Linked DNA regions of Homo sapiens: region 2 is linked to region 1. A link is a loop called in an ENCODE intact Hi-C map of the cell type or tissue named here. Cell type or tissue: endothelial cell of umbilical vein. All regions are shown on one strand.

What was found. Hi-C counts contacts between places; a loop is a spot of excess contacts. Peaks named below come from ENCODE experiments on the same cell type or tissue, not always from the same donor. Only the 100,000 strongest peaks of a DNase experiment are listed, where the experiment ranks them.
Region 2: a loop joins it to region 1, with 2.6 times the contacts of the local background. A loop is called at or near these places in 18 of 110 quality-filtered maps.

What each region holds. Positions count from the first base shown.
Region 1 is chrX:155,211,943-155,219,942 of GRCh38, forward strand. It overlaps VBP1 (VHL binding protein 1), which reads left to right and starts at 4,518. Exons shown (of 6, transcript NM_003372.7): 1 at 4,518-4,633. The coding sequence starts at 4,541. RefSeq lists enhancers at 4,171-4,959, 4,270-4,564, 4,562-4,641 and a silencer at 4,812-4,901. In endothelial cell of umbilical vein, a CTCF peak has its summit at 4,961 (motif pointing left); DNase peaks (open chromatin) are centred at 4,439 and 4,999; H3K4me3 peaks cover 1,342 bases; H3K27ac peaks cover 1,254 bases.
Region 2 is chrX:155,091,194-155,099,193 of GRCh38, forward strand. The region is part of intron 7 of BRCC3 (BRCA1/BRCA2-containing complex subunit 3); the gene reads left to right. Among named protein-coding and RNA genes, the nearest start is that of BRCC3, 24 kb to the left of the region's middle. In endothelial cell of umbilical vein, a CTCF peak has its summit at 3,463 (motif pointing right); no DNase peak of the experiment used is centred here.

The DNA of each region.
Region 1 (8,000 bases):
TTATTGAGGGCTTACTAGGTACTGGGCACAGTATCAAGTATGTTATTATGTGTAATTCCATTCAATCTACTTAATAATATGTGCCCAAAGCCCTATTATTATGGTTATTTTACAATGGAGAAAACTGAGACAGTGTTAAAGTAACTAACCTAATATCCCATAGCCAATAAATAATCAAGCTTGACTGCAAAGTGCATGCTCTTAGCCTTAACCATTGTGCTGGAAATGCACCATCTCTCCCAATTATTATACAGGAAAACTTGTGACTGGGAATTTACCATGGCTTATACTGAAGGTCTTCATGTATCCTAAGGAGTCCGGCCCAAAGGAGATTCAGGAACATGAAAGCAGAGTTTGAACCTTTTTACATCCATGCTTTTTATTGGGTTTGGTTGGAAAGGAAGAGCTTGGGTGGACATGGGGGCAGAGGGATTTGGAGGGTGTAATTACTCACCTTGGGGCCCAAGATCAGGTTTTCTAAATTGAGAATTGCATAGTTACAGAAGGAACCCGGAGGATCCAGTGGGATCTAGTGACAACCATGGGATGCAGAATTAGTACTAGTGCCCTGATGACTCACCAGAGGTCGTAGTCAAAATGTATTAGCACTAGAAGTGAGTCTGGAGATCCTCTAGTCCAAAGCTCACATTTCACATGTGAGGACACTGAGCTAGATAGGTGAAGACACTTGTCTAATGAGGCACAGCCTGTTAAATGACAGGGTTAAACTAGAACCCAAGTTCTAGGGCCTATTACACAGTGGCAAGCCTAGAAATGGATTCTGGAAATAAAGCAGGGTAATGTCTGGGAGTCCCCAGGGCCATCATTCTGGCAGATGAGGTGGTGGGGTGGGGGTTGCAGAAGGGTTAGTTCCCTGAACAAAGGACCTCTCCACATCACCTTGGATAAATAACATCAGTCCCAGGAAAAAGGAAATCACATTGCCACATTTTACCTTGTCTAGGAAAATCCTACCTTGTCCTCTCTTGTATAAACAGAGCAAAAACACTGAAGATACAATAACAATACACAGTGAGAACACTACCAGCACACTCAACAACCCAGGGTAGTGAGTATGGAGGCCCATTGGCATGTCTGGAAATAGAATACACATGTATTCTGACTTACTAGGAAATAGCCCCAAGAGGCTGGGGTGGCTTAGCATGCAGGAGCACTATCACAGTTGAGTGCCCTCCAGGGGAGTTCCAAAGCCCCTAGGGGAAACTGCACTTTCTGCTCTCAGAAGTCAGGATTAGAAACTGAATCAGAAGGTCGAGCAGAGGCTGTCTCAGAACATCCTGAAATGCTTGGCATCTCTCTGAAGGCCTTGGGCTCTTTCCCAGTGGGCTTCCTGGGAGGAAATGACCCCAGTGACCAGGCTCAGGAAAAAGGAGACACATTCCCCCAGCCTCAGGATTTGCAGCTCTTCAGAGTAATTTCAGAGGCTTGTGGAGATTGGGACAGAACCTGTTACCTGCACAAAGCTTCCAGGCAAAGATGGAGTGAGAGTTGTTGTCGGTTCCCGGCTGTACAAATTTAAGTCAACTCTTGGTTATCTGGGTTCTGGAAGTTGCTAAGGATATCACCCTCTTCTTCCAGGGGACTCCAATTGTATGTCACATCATTTTCTTCCTTCTCTGCAGAGCACATTAGTGTGACATTTACAGGTACTATTCACTGAAGTCATTAAACTCTGGCTTCCCAAAATATGAGCCAGTGGTGCACCAGAGCTGGCTTGTACCAGCTTGTGAGAACCAATTGTTAAATTTCTAGAAATTCTGCAAGATGGTTGTTAAACACAGCCATCATTTAAAATTAAATTATAAAAATTTACAATTAAATTCTTTTAAAGGCAAAGGTAATAAATATTCAAAATTTATCACCTTCTAATTATTTTTCGACATTTGAATGTTACCTATGCTCTTGAGGTTATTTACATCGATTGTATCTGTGTGCTACTGGGCATGTCCTCCCAACTCGACATGGATTGAAATCAGCCATTGTGGGAGTATCCAGGCTACAGAAATTGGTAGATGCTACAAACTACGGCTTGATCTATGTTTGTCACTCTAGACTTGAAAGCAATGGAGAAAATGTTACTAATGCAGATTCAGCTTAAAAGTGAGTTGTGTCTGTAGCCATTATTGTGAACAGCACCATAAAATGAGGCAATATTTTTCTGGTATTTGAAAACCATTATCCAATTCAGCAAATAAATCACTCACATTGTTGATGAATGATCCAAGTACCAATATAAAAATAATTGTTGAATTACTTTTTTCTTATTACTTAACATAAATGAAAATATCAAGCAACATTCATGTCAGAACTACACTAGTTCATCAATTGCAACTGTAGGTTGTCTAGGGAGATATGTATTTGGCAAAAATCAAAAGCATCCTGTCAGAATTGGTTATACAGAATTAACGATAAAGAGTATTGTATATTTTATTATCACTTATGAAATTGTGTGCTATACACCTTTTACATCAATACAATTTATAATAAATATATACCCCCTTTCTAAAGAGAATTAGTTGAACATTTATCAGCACAACACTACGTGAAATGATTGTTTAAGTTGTTCTGTTTCCTGTTGTATGCGTATTTTCTTTACATTTTGTTTTGTTTTGTTTCAAAAGTGTCCATGGTGAAAAACTACAACCTTTTAAAGTCTGTTTTAAAAAATGCTTTTATTAAAGCAATCTAAAGATAAGCTGTAAAAGGTGTGGGCTACTGAAGGGTTGCTAAAGACCAATCATATTTAGTCAGGTAATAGCTAGATTTGGATCTGGCAAGAGGAAGGTTTTTTTTTTTTTCTTTTCCTTTTTTTTTTTGCTAAGAGATAAGAAAATGACCACCTATAGAGTTGATAAGGTTAGTGTACTCTTGGAAAAGCTGCTGCAGCCATGGCAGGAAGGAAAGAATTGGTATACAACTTTCTAATTAAGAGAACACTAGAAAGGAAATATATTCAGCAGTATAAATAAGGGAATCTTCTGTTTGTACCTGTAAGGGAGTAAAACATGAGCGATAAGCTGATAAGGCTTTTGGCTCCAAAAGAAAAACCTGGCCCGAAGTGTCAAATACTATATCTCTTAGAGGGATTTATTCCAAATTAAAATTAGTGATAATTTGGAGAAATATTTCCTAAAGTTTGAAGTAAGTCCTTGATTGGTTCTAACAATGATTAATATAGATAGGGATCAGTGAAGTTGAACAAAATTTGCATGTGTATCTGATATCTCAATGTTTTTCTGTAGAAACGTTACCTACTTTTCAAAAACAAAATTTTTTTTTGGAAGGCACTGAGGTGGGGGAGAGTGGTGAAGAATAGAATTCCCATATACTTTTCTCTCCAGGAACAGAGACATTATCTTACAAAACTGCTGACCAGAAAAGGTCAGAGTCATGGTTAGCTAACATGTCTTCATCCTCCCAAGCCAAATCGCATAGAAGCCACTGGAGAACTAGTTTGGAATTCCGGCTTCACTACTATGTAGTTGTAGGATTTTGGAGGAGCTGTACAGGTTCACTGAGCTTTAGTTTCCTCATTCACAATATGACGATACCAATTTCTTCCTCATATTATATCTAAAGACATATCTATGTCTATATGCTTGATCGTACATTATGTGCGGAGATAAACCGGTAACAGTGATTGCCTCTGAGAAGAGAGACTTACTTTCCATTGCGTAATTCTTAGGCTCATGGTAGAATTTGTGCAAGTGGATGAAGCACTGCCTCACTGGGAAACACTCCAGTGAAATAAAGCACAGAAAAGAGCCCGAAGAATAATTACTTGGTTCTGTATGACACATGTGCTTTTAAAGGGTTGTAGTGTAGGATGACATTGGGTAAGTCCATGGGCCTAGAAGCCTAGGTGGAGTTCTTAGGATTTTGTATGTAGACTATGAAGTTTTGGAAACGTTTGAGCTGGAGAGAAGACATTCTGATCAAAGGTGGCTTTCAGGAAAGGCTGGTGCGACAGGCAGGGTATTTATTAGAATGAGGCCAGTGACCACTCTGAAACAGACACAAAGTAAGTTCCCTTCAAGGGGCAGGAAGCTCCCTGGGATGGTGAGACCAGAAAGGCACAGAGGCTGAACCCTCGTGATGGCGCTAGGTCCCAGGTTCGCTAGCATCCGAGAGAGGGGATTGGGTCGCTCCAGAGGCCATTGCGAAGGCTGCTGCCAGTTCTAGGGTCGGGGTGGGGTCAGGCTAGGTCCCTATTCCTAGGGCTTTAGCACCGCTCACTCACAAGACCCCTTTTCCCAGGAGGACGTATGGGTTTTTCCTGTCGCTCCAGCTTCTCTTTCGCGGCCCTTCCACGCTTGTCACTTACCTGAGCGCAGCCAATCAGCACCTAGAGGTTGGGCTACTTTCGGCCAAAGGAGAACGGGGACTTGTGGGGGACGCTCCCTGCGCACCAATGAATGTGCATGGAGATGGAGAGGCGGGCCTGCAAGTGCGAACAAGCCAATCACGGAATCCCGGCGGCCGGCGGCCCGGGAGGCAGTCGCGCGCTCGCATCCCCAAGATGGCGGCCGTTAAGGACAGTTGTGGCAAAGGAGAAATGGCCACAGGGAATGGGCGGCGGCTCCACCTGGGGATTCCTGAGGCCGTGTTTGTGGTAAGAGGCACGCTGTTCCCTGGCATCTTGGCTTGAGGCCTTGGACTGCCCCTTTCTTCCCGGCTCCCACCCAGGCCTCGACTGTTGGAAGGAGCTGAGCCAAGTGTTCAGGGAGGGGGCGCTCGGTCTGCTCTCACCCCTCGCACCTGGACAGATTGAGCTCTGCTGGGGGCCCGCCCGGAAGAAACGTAGCTCGAGAAGGCCGTAGAAGAGAACGGGGTGCGGGGCCGGGACGAGGGGCGAGGGGCGAGGGGCGGCGGGTGGCAGGGCAGGGCGGCCTGAGGGACCTCCGGGCTGCCGCCGGTTTTCGTCCCCCTGCTGGTTGGAAAAGGGGAGGTGGTGAGGAGCTCTCGACTCAGCATGGATGCTGGAGACACAGTACAATGAATAGGCAGAACAGCCAGTGCTAAGATGTGAAAACCGGGAATATCACTTTGTCTGTTGAAGGAATGCAGTGGTCTCGGGAATGTTGCCTCGGGAAATGGAAGAAGAGACCGATGGGAAAATAGGATGATAGGTTGGGAGTGTAAAGTCCTTCTGTGTCTTGCTAAGGAATTGAGGTTTTCCAGTAGGCAACGGGCTGTCATCAGAAGGCCTTTCGTTTTAACTACATCATTCTAACAACTTAGTGGAGAATGAATTGTTGAGAGAGGAGGCTGAACCCTCCTGATGGCGCTAGGTCCCAGGTTCGCTAGTGTCCTAGAGGGGATCGGGTTGCTCCACAGGCCGTTCTGGAGGGCGCTGCCTGTGCTGGGTGGCTTTTTAAAAATTTTATTTTATTTATTTAATTTAGAAATAGTAGTTGAAAACTATTTGACTAATGAGAGAAAACATCTGACTGGCCCTCCAGGCCAGGTCATCTGTCTGTCCCCACTTAGCTACTATAAAATCTTCATGGAAGTTTCTCAATCTTTTGGTTTGTACCTTACCTTACCTCTGCCTTTTTTTTACTAACTACGTCTTATATCCTTCTAAAGACTCATTTATTTATACCACACTTGATATTGTATATTCGCATTTGCTGATTGAATTTCGTAATTGGTTATTATTTTGTGTTTTTATGAGCTGTGTCATTTATTTCTCTACATTGATCTATTATCTAACCATAACAAGGAATAAAATTTGTTGAGTGCCAGGCACTTTCTTAATGATTTTACAAAACTCGAGGTGGTAGCTACTACTGTTATGCCCGTTTTTTAGATGATAAAACTGAGGTACGGGGCACTTGAGTAACTTGCCCCAGGCCACACAGGATGTAAGTGAGGTATCCAGGGTTTGAACTTGGACAATCCGTGGAGGTCCAGACTGGCAGCTTACCCCTCATGCTCTGCTACTGGGAGGAGGTGAGGTAGTTCTCATGAATCGCCCTACTTCTCCTGGTCATAGCATAGTGCCTCACACATAGTATAAGCTCAAACTAAGTGTCTAATTGAATTTCCATAGGGCCTTAAATGTTACATTCATGGTGCTCAGCTAGAGATGGCGTCAGAAATCTAACTCGGGAGGAGACACTTTATCTGAGGGCTTTATAATGTCTTGAAATGCTTTTTCCCTACAATGTCGTGGTTATTTTTTTCTAGACCTTAAAATTTCTACCAACATAATGTAATAAGCAACCCAAATTTTATATAACTGTTTATGTTTCCAAACTATTAATAATTGAAGTGACATGGTATTGTAGAAAGATTATTGGCCTCTAAATAGACCAGGGTCTGAATCCTGGCTCTGCTTCCCAGTTGCTGCTTAACCTTAAGCATATTATTTTACCACTTTGAGCTTGAGTTTCTTTAACTGAAATAGGGATGACAATACTTAGAGAGTTGTTATGGGAAACAGAGAACATGCTTGCAGTATTGCAGTGTAGTAGGTGTCGAATAGGTATTAATATTCATGATGATAGGAAGCAATATACCATAGTGGTTAGAAGTCAGACCCAGTCCATTCCCCAACCCCGCTGAGGCAGTAATTTGTTTTCTTTCTCTGCTTGAATTGTTGTTTCACCCTTGTCCATTTCATGACCTCTTCATCTTTCCACATCTAGTTCAGATATCATCTCCCTGTAGTTTTCTCTGACCTCTACCCCAAAACAAAATCCCTGGCACTTTGTGTCCCTGTGGCACATTATGCTATACATAGGTGTCACGTACTCTTATAAGCGTTTCACATATGCTAACTCATTTAATCCCTGGTGACGAAAAGGTACTTGTACAGATGATGAGGAAATTGAGGCAAAGAGAGGTTAAATAACTTCCCTAAGGTCAACTCATCTAATGAGTGGCGAAGCTGGGATTCAAACCAGGCACCTCCTGTCTCTTAACCACAGCCTATGCCGCTATAGTTAATTCTTGCTAAACTCCAGCACCTGATAACATGTATCATGTGCCAGAAACTTACACTTCTTTCTCTTCCCTGCAGTGACCCTTCTAGGAAGATGGCATCTCTCTTTAACATACAGAACTCAGCCATTATCTCTCAGCCTCACCTTTTCAATTTCCTTTACTGTCTAGTTTGATGGCTTCTTAGTTCACTCCCTTGCTGTGTTTCTCTTCCTTTTTCTTCCTTGTTTCAGCTAAGATATTCTCTGGTAGCTAGTAAATATGGATAAGAATAATGATGTGAAGATCTTAGAAGCTATAAGATAATTGAAGTTACTTATAATAAAGAACTAGAGTTCTGTAAAGTACTAGACGACTCTTGTAGCATCTCTTTTAAGTTTCATATATTTTCATCTTGTTTCTGATCCTTATCTAATTAACTAGCCTTTCTTCAAGGATCAGCATGTGGTATAAAAAATATTTTAACATCAGTTTTACTGCTTTTCTTTTGATCAGTTATTACTGTTACAAAAGATTATTCTGTTTGCCTTTTAGGTTTACTTTGTTTCAGTTATTTGATACTGAAGGAAGCATTTGTGGATTGCCTTGGGAACCCAGTAACCATATTTAGTATGATTTCTATGGTAAAACTTGTTGAATTAAAAATAAGTAATAAAATTGATAATCTTGACATGCAACCTGTAAAATCATTTTGTGAATAGGATGCATGAATAGGCAATGTATTTGATTGTTAGTTTCATATTTACTACTAGGGATGCATGGGAAATGCATAAAGTGGTGGGCAAGGTCATTCTTCTTTTCCTATTTTTGAATAAAAAATGAAGAGGAAAGTGAAAGAATAAATTAGCTATATAATATATATGTACCATCTGAAATTGTCTCTAACTTTTTATAACTACAGGTTGAGCATCCTAAATCTGAAAATCTGAAATCCAGAATGCTCTAAAATCCAAAACTTTTTGAACACCAATATAGTGCTCAAAGGAAATGCTCATTGGAGCATTTTGGACTTTGGATTTTTGGATTGAGGA
Region 2 (8,000 bases), 120 kb before region 1:
TTTGCTGTGTCATAAACTTGATTTAAATGTTTGCATAGATCCATTTCCTTATTGAAATCCAATTCAATCTAAATTAGCAAATCTTTTTTTTTTTTTGAGACAGAGTCTCACTGTGTCACCCAGGCTGGAGTGCAGTGGTGTAATCTTGGCTCAGTGTAACCTCCACCTCCCGGGTTCATGCATTTCTCCTGCCTCAGCCTCCTGAATAGCTGGGACTACAGGCATGTACCACCACGCGCAGCTAATTTTTGTATTTTTAATAGAGATGGGGTTTCACCATGTTGGCCAGGATGGTCTCAAACTCCTGACCTCAGGTGATCCGCCTGCCTCGGCCTCCTAAAATACTGGGATTACAGGTGTCAGCCACTGCACCCGGCCACTAGCAAATCTTAATTGAGTACCTACTATATGCCATGTTCATTCATTGTCTAATTGGGAGATAGAAGCAAATACTGTATTGCCTTTTTTCTTGTCATATTTATCAATTTATTATTATAGCATTGTTTGAAATGTCAAAGAATTGGGAAACAGATGCTCATCAGTACAGAACTGATTAAATAAATTATAATACATTCATATAATGGAATAAAATGCAGCCGTTAAAAAAAAAAAAAGCAAGGAAGCTTGGTAGTAATACACAAATATCTCCAAGATATTTTGTTAAATGGAAATGCAGGGTAGAAGAACAGTAAGCTATGATTTGTGTAAAGATGTAGAAGAGAAATAGATAAATACCTAGTCAAGAAAAATTAATTTTTAAAATTTTCACCACACTAATGCATGCATATGCATGAAAATATTGAGTGGTACAGAAGGGCTTATAATAAATAGTTTCACTCCTCAAATGGAACCACTTCTTTCTCCTTATTTTCCTTTTAGTTCTTCTGTTACTTTGATATCTCTAAATAATATACTTATGATGTTCTTTCTTGATTTACCAGTTTTGGATATTTTCTATTCTTATTTATTATTGTGTTATATTGCTCTCACAAATGAGGATTTAGCTCACTTATACTACCCCATCTCCATTCTCCTCAATGTAGTTATGTTACTATTTTTTGTTCTGTTGGTTACTTTTCTAATCTTAAAGTTTGCTTATTTATTCTATTAACAATTGACAGTAGACAATATTTTTTGGCTCCCTGCTGTTACTTGTAGTTTTACCCTAAGCATTTATATTTTCACAGTTGTAAGCATCTATGTTCTGTGTTGTAACCATAATTGCATTTTCTGTGCTTTGTCTATGGTTGATTCTGAGAGTAGAAAATAAAGTGTTTATATTGTTATTATTATGTAAAGATTATTCTCTGTACAACCAAGCAGTGTAGTGTACTATGATTCCACTTCCTTTCTTACATAGCTTTTTGTTTTTTACATGGGGTTTTGAGTGGCTTTTTCCCCTTATTTTTCTGCCTTTATCATCTCCCAGAGCTCTACATCCTCAGAAGTAATATTAAAATATTTGGAATCCTTGCTTTTCCTAGGATTGCTCCCTTGAAACCCACTATCCTCTTACCCTGATCTGGTATCTTCTCTAGGCCTACTGCACAGCTGACATTCTGGGACTTTCCTTCATTATTCTCCTGGGTTGGATCCATTGTCACCTGGATTTTATGTTATCTTTCTTGGTTCACTGTGTCATTTTGCTGGAAAAGACTCTCTAGTAACTTCCTAAGAATGGTGTGTATTTCAGCTAAACTTTCTGAGTTCTGCTTGTCTGAAATGTTTTTATTCTTAATTAATAACCTTACTAGATAAAGAATTCAAAGTGGAAATTTTCCCCCTCATAACTTTGAAGGCATTGTTTCATTGTTTTTAAACATCCAATGTTACTGATGATAAGCCTTTGTAGGGCATTTTTTTCCCTTCTCTGACAGCTTTTAGGTATCTCTCTTTATTCTTGATGTGAAATTTTCTATGATTTTCTAACTATGATATAGTTAGAATGTGGATATTTTATTCAAACTGCTGTACACTTCAATCAGAAAGTGCTTGTCTTTCAGCTCTGGGCAATTCTCTGTTGTTTTTTGTTTGTTTGTTTTGTATTCCCAGATAAAACAATCCACAACCTACCTAGTTCCTGGAGAGAGGAAATCTTATTTGTAACTCAGTCCAATTCCATAATTTAAACAGTTTCTTCTAGTTTATATTGGTCTTTGGGGAATGACTTCTCATTCCTTCAATTACTTCCGTTACTCCCCATGTTCACTCTAAGATGGCATCAGAAGTATTGGGAAGATGACTTAAATAAAACTACACTGTAAGGAAAGGAGGCTTTCTAGTCTCATGCTGGTTATGGTAGTCAGTGTAGGAGTCCTTGTTCTCATGGTCAGTGTTCTCCTTAATTTATCCAATAGAATCCTGTCTCATGGACTTGAAGTCCTAGCAGAAGGAGATGCATCTCTCACTTCAAGTCCATGAGACAGGATTCTATTGGATAAATTAAGGAGAACACTGGTGATGCTTCCTCTCTCACAGCTCTCTCCTTCCTTTTCCCCCTAAGTTAATAGGACAGAGATATCATATCCTTTTCTCTATTCTTTGATAATTCCTCCCTGTTTTTTTCCCTTTCTTTTTCTAGAACTCCTATCAGTCACAAGTTAAAGGTCCTAAATTGACCTAATGACTCTTTCTTTTTACTCATATTTTCTGTCTCTTTTATTTTGTTCTAGTTTCGGCTTTTTAAAATTTTATCTTCCAACTCTTTTATTTTGGCAATTTTATATTTTTAATTTTCAAGAGTTTTTTCTACATTTGCTGGTTACTCCCATTTCACAGCATCCTTTTTTATTTTATTGATATGATATTGAAAATGTTAGATTGCCTTCTGTTTTTTACAGTTACCTGTTTCCTCTGATAATTTTTTTTTGTTTAATTTTTAAAATCTTCCTTGTCTATCCCTTTTTAAGAATAAAGCAACAAAAAGTGAAGTGGTAGCTCATTATTTGTGGCCTTGGCTTGTCAACATGAGGCTTCACTTTACGGTGAATAGGTTGGGAGCCAGCTCTTTTGTTCAGGTATCACTCTGTTCTAGACCTGAGATATCTTGCTGTGGGACACCAGTCTTAGCCATTGCTGTCATACTTCCTCCCAGACAGTTTATCATTATTATTGTTATCATTATTAACTATTAATTAGAAGAATTCTTGATGCTGCTGTTACTGCAAATGATAATGATTATTATTATTATTATTTTGATAAAAGAATGAAAGCTTGGTTATTAAACATTTGGTGTATACGCAGGCCAAATCATGAAGGAACACAAGAGAGTAGCTAGAGTCTCATTGCTGGTAGGAGGAACAAAAGGGGTCCAAGAAATCACATAAAGGGAGGAACATGATAAAGCAACTTCATAAAGTTGCTTATAAATTTCTGGGCTAATACTTGAGCAATGTATGCATGGATCTGATCCTAATTAGCATAATTTAGAACAGAATTAACCAATAGACCACCGCATAGATCCTATACTGACCACTAGGTGGTGCACATGCAGGTATGATCCAAAGAACACTACAAAGGCTCTGAAAAATTAGAACCGCTGCCTACAGAAGGCTGCGGAAAATTGAACCTGAACCTAACTAGGTGGATTGTTACAAAAGTAACAACATTCTCCATAGAATATAAACAAGACCCAGCGTGTCAACATAATATTCCAAATACTGGGAATCCAATTCAGAATTACTTGGTATGTGAAGAACTGAGAAAATTTCAACTTGCATAGAAAAGGACATTAACAGATGCCAACACTGAGCTGACACCCATGTAGGAATTGTGTGATAAAGACTTTAAAGCAAATACAGATTGAGTATCCTTTATATGAAATACTTTCAGATTTTAGATTTTTTAAGATTTTAGAATATTTGCATTATACTTACTGGTTGAGCATCCCTAATCTGAAAATATGAATTCCACAGTGCTCCAATGGTCATTTTCTTTGAGTGTAATGTTGATTCTTATAGAATAAGAATATAAAGAATGAGAATATTTTTGTATAGCTGTACAGTGTGTTTTAAGCTAAGTGTTACCAGATTCAAAATATTAACAAGTTTATAAAGTAAAAGAGTTACGGTTAATTATTGAAGAAAGAAAAAATTTAGTTTTTATTGTTATTTATTTATTTTTTTGTGATGGAGTTTTGTTCTTGTCACCCAGACTGGAGTACAACGGCAGGATCTAGGCTCACTGCAACCTCCACCTCCCGGGTTCAAGTGATTCTCCTGCCTCAGCCTCCTGAGTAGCTGGGATTACAGGCGTGCACCACCATGCCTGGCTAATTTTTGTATTTTTAGCAGAGATTGAATTTCACCATGTTGGCCAGGCTGGTCTTGAACTCCTGACCTAAGGTGATTCATCCACCTCGGCCTCCCAAAGCGCTGGGATTATAGGCATGAGCCACCGTGCCCAGCCAAGAAAGAAACAATTTTTAATATAGTGTAGCCTAAGTGTTCAGTGTTATAAAGTTTCCAGTAGTGTACAGTAATATCTTAGGCCTTAACATTCCCTCACCACTCACTTAATTGCTCACCCAGAGCAACTTCCAGTCCTGCAAACTCCATTCATGGTAAGTGCCCTATACAGGTGTACTTTTTTTTGGTCTTTTATTCTGTATTTCTACTGTACCTTTTCTGTGTTTAGATACACAAATAGTTGTCATTGTGTTACAGCTGCCTATGGTATTCCATATGATAACATGCTGTACAGGTTTATAGCATGGGAGCAATAGGCTATACCATATAGCCTGGGCATGTAGTAGGCTGTACCATCTTGTTTGGTATAAGTACACTGTATGATGTTTTAATGACAATGAAGTTGCCTAACGATGCATTTCTCAGGACGCATCTCCATCAATAAGTAATGCATGACTGTATATCCATTCGATCAAATATTATTCATAAAAAAGAAACAAAGTATAGAAGCATGCTACAATCTGAAAGAATTTGAAAACATAAGTGAAAGAAGCCACACAAAAAGTCACATATTGTGTGATTTCACTTATAGGAAGTATCCAGAATAGCTAAATCCATAGAGACAGAAAGCAGATTGGTGTTATCCTGGGCTGGTGGGAAGGAAGAATGTCGAGTAACTGTTTAATAGGTACGGGATTTTATTTTGGCGTGATGAAAATGTTTTTGAACCAGATAGAGGTGGTGGTTGTACGATATTGTGAAGGTACTAAATGCCGCTGAATTGTTCACTTTAAAATGGTTAATTTTATGTTATGTGAATTTCACCTAAATTTTAAAAAATGTGTAAAAGGATTTTAATGGACGTTTTTCCAAGGAAGATATACAAGTGGTCAATAAACACGTGAAAAATTGCCCCAAATCATTAGTCTTTAGGGAAATGCAAATAAAAACCACAATGAGACATTACTTCCCACACACTACTACCCAATGTCATCTACAGATCCAGTGTAATCCCTATCAAAATTCCAATAACATTTTTCACAGAGATAGAAATAAAATCATAAAATTCATATGAAACTACAAAAGTTCCTGAATAGCCAAAGCAATCTTGAGAAAGAAGAACAAAGCTGGAGAAATCACACTATGTGATTTCACAGTATATTATAAAGCTATAATAATCAATGCAATATGGTACTGGCATAAAAATAGACACATAGACTAATAGGACAATAGAGAGCCCAGAAATAAACCCATGCTTATGCAGTCAACTAACCGTCAACAAAGATGTCAGGAATATTCAATGGGAAAAGGATAGTCTCTTCAATAAATGATGTTGGGGAAACAAGATACCCACATGCGAAAGAATGGAAGTGGATCCTTATCACACGTATATACAAAAATCAAGTTAAAATGAATTAAAGACTTAAACATAAGACCTGAAAGTGTAAAACTACTAGTGGAAAGCAGAGGAAACACTGCTTGACATTGGTCTTGGCAAAGATTTTATGAATACGACTCCAAAAGCACAGGCAACAAAGGAAAAAAGAAACGGGTGGGACTATATCAAACTAAAACGCCTGCACAGCAAAAGAAACTGAACAAAATGAGAAGGCAACCTACAGAAGGGGAGAAAAATATTTGCAACCCATATATCTGATAAAGGGGCTGATATCCAAAATATATAAAGAACTCATATAGCTCAATAGCGAAAAACCCAAATAATATAATTTATAAATGGGCAAAGATCCTGAATAGACATTTTTCCAAAGAAGACATATAAATGGCCAATAAGTACACGTAAAGGTACTCAGCATCACTAATCCGAGAAATGCAAATCAAAACCATAATGAGTTAGGATGGCTATTATCAAAAAGTCAAAGATAGAAAACAGTATAGAGACTCCTCAAAAAACAAAAAATAGAACTGTCATATGATTCAGCAATCCTATTTCCAGGAGTATATCCAATAAAATTGAAATCAATATCTCAAAAAGGTGTTTTAAAAAACCAGAAAATAACAAGTGTTGGCAAAGACATGGAGAAATTGGAACCCTTGTACACTGTTGGTAGAAATGTAAAATGGTACACCCACTGTGGAAAATGGTATGGTAGTTTCTCAAATCAAGAATATTATTACCATATGATTCAGCAGTTCCACTTTTTGGTATATACCCAAATGAATTGAAAGCAGGGTCTCTCCATCCGGGTTAACACGGTGAAACCCCATCTCTACCAAAACTACAAAAAATTAGCTGGGCGTGGTGGCAGACGCCTGTGGTCCCAGCTACTGGGGAGGCTGAGGCAGGAGAAAGGCGTGAACCCGGGAGGCGGAGCTTGCAGTGAGCCGAGATGGCGCCAGAGTGAGACTCCGTCTCAAAAACAAAAAAAAAGGAAGCAGGGTCTCTAAGAGATAGTTGTGCACCCATGTTCATAGCAGCATTATTTACAACTCAGTTTCTTAGCCTTTTTTAAAAATTCTGCATTTCTCTTTATTAATTTATTCTATTTTCTTTGCATTTTATTGTTGTATTCTAAATTCTTGAGGTGAAAACCAGGTTTATTTTCTGTCTTCCTAGTTTTCTAATAAATACATTTGAGGTCATAAATTTTCCTCTTCACTCTGGGCCCACAGGTTTTGATGTATATATAGTAAGGCAGTTCTGATGTTTTTTGTTTGTTTACTTGTAAATAATTTGTACTTTCCATTTTTATTTTCTCTTCAACCCAAGGGTTATTTAGAAGTGCATTTAAAAATTTAAAATTTTGAAATTTCCAGTTGTTTAGACTTGAGGGAGGGACTAGTATGTTAATTTTTAACACTACATTATGGTAACTGATTGTGGCCTGTGTGGTATCAGCCTTACGGATTTTTAAAATATTTCCTCTGTTACCTAGAACAGGGGTCCACAAACTATAGCTTGTAGGCCAGGTTGGCCTGGGGCCTACATTTGTAAATCACGTTTTATTGGAATATAGCCACATCCATTTATTTACATATTGTCTATGACCCCTTTCCAGCTATGATTGTAGAGCTGACTGTTGTAATAGAGACCCTGTGGCCCACACAGCTTAAAATATGTCTTTACTTCAAGAGTTTGCTGATCCCTGACTTAAAACATAGTCAATTTTCACAGCTTTTTCATTTGGGTTGAAAGTATGTATATTTTCTCTTGGGTACAAGTTCCTTATATCCCCGTCAGAATAAGCTTAAGTTGTGTTATACCAATCCTTATATCCTTCATTGTGGTTTTGATTATTGATATCTGAGAGAGATGTGTATGTATAAACTTCCCATCCCAACTAAATTATTTGTCCACTTTCATATTTTAGTCAGAGTTAGCTTTATATCCTTTGAAGCTGTTTTTTGTTTGTTTGTTTGTTTTAGTGCAGAATATTTACAGGTCATAACTATTAAACTTCTCTGTGTTTTTCCTTCACACAATATGAAATAGTCCTCTTTGTCCTATTTATTTTTTATTTATGCCTTGAATTCTTTCTCTCTAAATAATATTATTGTTCCCGTCAGGATTAGGTTCAGCAGCATATATTAGAAAAAAAAATTTAAATAAGAAATAAAATTAGAAATGTTTTTTTT